Linked DNA regions of Homo sapiens: region 1 is linked to region 2. Evidence: chromatin loops called from intact Hi-C (ENCODE). Cell type or tissue: gastrocnemius medialis. All regions are shown on one strand.

The links. Peaks named below come from ENCODE experiments on the same cell type or tissue, not always from the same donor. Only the 100,000 strongest peaks of a DNase experiment are listed, where the experiment ranks them.
Region 1: a loop joins it to region 2, with 3 times the contacts of the local background. A loop is called at or near these places in 1 of 110 quality-filtered maps.

Annotation. Positions count from the first base shown.
Region 1 is chr3:155,191,718-155,194,217 of GRCh38, forward strand. No RefSeq gene overlaps it. Among named protein-coding and RNA genes, the nearest start is that of LINC01487, 48 kb to the right of the region's middle. In gastrocnemius medialis, no CTCF peak of the experiment used is centred here; DNase peaks (open chromatin) are centred at 1,404 and 2,384; H3K27ac peaks cover 2,500 bases.
Region 2 is chr3:155,064,355-155,066,854 of GRCh38, forward strand. It overlaps a transcript of MME not described here. Among named protein-coding and RNA genes, the nearest start is that of MME, 15 kb to the right of the region's middle. In gastrocnemius medialis, no CTCF peak of the experiment used is centred here; a DNase peak (open chromatin) is centred at 1,387; H3K27ac peaks cover 2,332 bases.

The DNA of each region.
Region 1 (2,500 bases), 130 kb after region 2:
AGAAATTACATTTACCTATGAATATTTGCAAAGTCTTTAGTAAAATGTGTCATTGAGGTAGGTTTTAAAGATGGAGAGATTTTTTTTTTCCCCAAGAGTGAATGGTAGGATGGGAATTCCAAGAGAAGAATACAACCTGAATCAACATTCGTAATTGGGACAGTTCTTCGAGTCAGTTGGGTTATCTCAAACTAACCAGACAAAAGAGTTATTTTTCAAGGTAGTTCAGAGCCAAACTGGGGGCATCTAGAATTCAAACTAAGAAGTTTTAATTTTGGAAGTGCATTTGAAATTTTAAAGCCATATTTTCTGCCAAAAAGAGGATTGTGCTAACATGAAAATAGAGACCTGGTAGACAACACAAAAGCAGACTTCATGTCTGTTTTTTACCATTGAAACTTCAGGGCTTGTTACAGCACCAGGCATATTTTAGCACTCTTTCTTTTTTTCTGTTTGGGAACTAAAAGGTGAGTTTATGCTATTGTCCTTAATTATTCTACCACAAAACACACCTGTTGAAATATCTTCAGCATATCCAACTAAGCCAACCCCCGAACCATCTCTTGAGTCATTTTATAAAACGATGTTTGTATCCTTTCCTCTGGTAAAACATCTTGCCAGATTAAAATGCTAAGAAACAAAATTAATGATAAGAAGAACATAATTAGAAAAATTGTTGACAAAAGGCTAGAACACGAGAAACTTGCTTAATTGTATGATTCTCATTCTGTCACGGAGCTGTGAATCAGCAGCAGCAAATGGTACTCAAAGTGAGATCAAGGCAGAAAAGAAACTGTAGTTGAATGAAATGAGATACTTTAGTGAAGAGGCCCATTTTATTTCAGCCTCAAGATTGCCTGTTCCTGAATAGAAAGGGTGCTACACTGGCACCCTTCCCTCTTCTGGGAATCCTGGCAAATCAATGACAGGACAAGTATGGTGGGGCAGTAAGGTAACTGGCTTGAATCTCTACCTGATGAGGGCTCAAGCACTAGAGGGAACAGATCAAGAGCACTAACTGTGAGGTCCGTATATATAAAACAATAAACAGAGATGGTAGAGAAAGTGTCACAGTAAATGTCAAACAGTCTGTCTTAACTCGCATCATCATGTAGAGACAAATTCCAGGCCCTCTTAAGCTTCTCTCAAATATTTCTGAGAGTCCTACATGGCCCACACGTAAGTCCCATATACAACCAGGTTTAGGACCCTTGACTGCTAAAGAATTCCCTGCTCCCCAGCTCCAGTCTTCTACAAAGATTTCCTCTGTTAATGCCAATTCCTAATGCAGCAGCTATGCTCCAGTGTCCACAAAGGGGGCTACTGCTGCCAATCCACACCAAAGGGACAGCCACAGCTACCTACCCCTAGTAACATATCTCTGAGCATGCTGATGCCAGACATTGATGGCATTGTCATCTGACCCAAGGGCACTATCTCTTGTTACTGCCAAAGATTGCAGCATAGAATCTTTCCATTGCATCAACTACTAGATGATTGAAAGCTCATGTTCCCACATCTGACAGATTTTTATGGGGGGAGGGGAACATATCTCTGTCTATCATGTTTATTTGCCTGTTTGCTGACTTCTTCACGTGGGACTCAAATTTGAACTTATGGTGGCATTCCAAGTGACAGATAATGCAGTGAGCTTAGAATCTTTTCCTTCCCAAACCAAACTTTTGAATTTCAACTCACTTCCCTTAGGTTAAATTATCTCCTATGAGGCTCCTCACTTCATTCTAAAATTCCTATTGAGATGCCTCAGCCCCTAGACAGGGCTGATACTCAGCTGGTATGTGCCTAGGTAAGTGTGCCATCCATCCACAGCTGGCACCCATTCTGATTGACTGGTGTTAAATATTCTGGCTAGTCCCTTATCTCCAGGCCTACCTCAGCCCTAGGGTAAACACAGTGGAGGCTCACAGAACGGTACTTTTAAAAATATCAAAGGAAAATGTTTTCCATGCCTTAGTTTCTTAATAGTGGGAAAAATATAAGATTGCTACATCATATTAAAGGTATTGACTGTTATTTGAGGAGATGTCAGTGCTTCTCACTTACAGATGAATACACTGCAGCGTAGTACAGAATATGACAAAACAGATTCCTTCTGATACTGAAGCATAACCTAAAGGTCCCAAAGTGGTTTGTCAGGTAAAAAACTACTAATTGTGTCTCAGCATCCATTCTCTTCTTTTTTTCTTCATCACAGAATTCCCCAGTTTTATCTGAGCACATAGCCAACCTGGCTAGAGACTACATTTTCCAGCCAGGAGTGGACATGTGATTAGAATATGAGATGAAGCTATATATACTACCTGGGTCACATCATTTAGAAATGAAGTTGCCGGAACTGCAAGGTGCAGTCTGGACTTGACAAATGTGGGGCTGATGAGGCAGCCTCAAGCTGGGATGGTAAAGTAACAGGATAGAAAAAACCTGGGTCACTGGTCACTCTCACTGTTGACGTATTCTGGACTGTTGAGAGAGAAACAAA
Region 2 (2,500 bases):
TGATTTGCAAAATATTCAATAATGAAGGCACAAGAGAAGACGGCCATGCAGCCGCAAAGTCAGAGATTGGGAGATTCATTAAGTGAGGCTAAGGAAAAAAGGTTTGTTTCATTTCTCTTGTTGATTCTGAGGCATATACGAAATGTGTGAAATAATGAGGACTATCACACACTGTTTGTGTGTATGTTATTTATTAAACTGCACATATCACATTGTATTTAGGTAACTCAATTATGTTGATGAGACTCTTCTGAATACTCTTTCACTCCTGCATGCCTTTGAACATACTGTTACCTTCACTTGGAAAATCTTTCCCCTCAATCTACTTAATGAGCTCCTAGATATGTTCTTAATTTTCCAGGGATACTGCAACAAAGTGCAACTGGTGCTTAGAACAAGAAAAATATATTGCCTCACCAGTCCGGAGATTAGAAGTCTGAAATCAATGTGCTGGCAGAGCTGTGCTCTAAGATTTTCTAGGGGAGAATCCTTCCTTGACTCTTCTAGCTTCTGGTGTTTGTCAACAACCTTTGGTGTCCTTTGGCTTGTAGGTGCATCACTCAATCTTTGCTTCTGTTATCACATGGCCATATTATCCCCGACTAAATTAGTGTCTCTGTTTCTGTGTGTCTTCTCTTCATCTTAGAAGGACACCAGTCATACTGCATAAGGGTCATCCTACTCCAGTATGACCTTTTCTTAGCTAATTCCATCTGTGACAATCCTGTTTCCAAATTAGAGTACATTCTGTGGTTGCAGGAAGGACATGAATTTTGCAAGGACTCTATTCAACCCAGTAAAGTATCCTTTGGCACTTTCCTCAAAGACAGTCTCATTTCTGAAGTGTGTGTGTGAGTGTGTGTTTCTTTTAACTAACCACTTTGGACATTCTTTCATCAAGGCACATATAGCTGTAGCTACTGTTTCTCTCTCTTCCTCTCTCCCTTACTAGACTAAGACTTAAGAAAAGGGAATATTCTATTTATCTCTATGTCTTAAGGACCTACCAGAATGGCTAGCATATGTGTGTACTTAGAAAATATTTATGAAATAAAATGAATAAATTACCCTTCCCTGAAGTCCTAAAGACTACAGATATAAAGACAAATGGAGACACCTCCCCCAGCACGAGCTACAGAAAAGTGGAACAGGATATAGTCACATTCAGCCTTCAACAAAGAGCAGCTTATAGTTATCTTTAACTTTTCTTGAAATCTATATAAATAAGGTGAAATTTTGTCTCTTTATCTGCTAGTACATAACAACAAAAAAAGTTGCATGATAAATTCTTAGCAAGCACAAAGGTTAAGTTTTGGATTGCCTAACTTAAAACATGAGTGAGATGACTTATGCTCATGTGGAGCCCTGGGAGGTGCCTTAAATAGACAGGCAGTCAGTCACCCTCCAGAGCAGGCTGAGCTGAGGTAAAGTGAGAGGGTGGTGACTAATTAGAAGCATTTCATACATAATATGACACTGTGGTCATAAAAGACAGTGCTTTCAAATATGGACTCAAGTTGTAGATATATACACTGATGTTCCAAATTGTTGTAGTTGCTGTGCAGTGGAGCTACTTCTCACATAGGCAGTTCCATGAACTGCCTTTCAGGGTGAATAGGACAGGGATTTAATTATTTAAGTAATTCAGGAGTGTTTCACTATTCACTTAGCAGAGCGAAGGGCTATTAGACCAGGAAGACAATTCTAGATGTCGTCTAGTCCAATTTTCATTTTATATAGAAATGAAGCTAAGGTTTACAGTTTAAATAAATATTCTACAGTCCACAAATTAATTTTTAAAGAGCATTTAATGACAGAAAATTAGCATTTTATAGTACTAGTTTAAGTATGTAACATTATGACAATGTAATTTAAAAAATGTGTATGAGCTTAGAAAAAGATTGAAAGACTATACAGTAAAAGGAAATAATCACAGATGTGAATATGCATGATTATTGCCCTCTTTGTATTTTTTTGAAGTTTCCTGTTTTCTATAAATAAGTAATATGAGTTGCTCTAGTTGATTCCAGGGCTGGTTTCCTTAAACTTCTTTGCTCACTCTCTCCTTGCCTGCTCATTGCCATCTCCTCAACCCAATAGTGGAGGCACCTCCTTGTAAACCCTAGTTTTCCATGGAGTGAGTATCGTCGTTTGAAAGTAATTGAGCTAAATATTAAATAATTTTTCCCCAAATTGAGTCATTTGTGTATTATGGTAATAACTTTTGATGAATCTGAATATCAATTGAATATTACTTATGTAATGTGTTTTCTATCAATAAACTCACTTCCTTTAACTAAAATACATGGTGTAATGACATTTTATATTGCTGTCACTGGATGACTGATTGAAAATCTATGTCACTTACTGAAAAAGTAAGTACAATGAAAAAATTCTAGCTTGGTACTCTCATCTGCTGAAAGCCTGAGACTAAGGACTGCTCTCTGTTGAGAAAAGTGATCAGCTATTACTACAGAGATGTTACACAAATATAATTTCC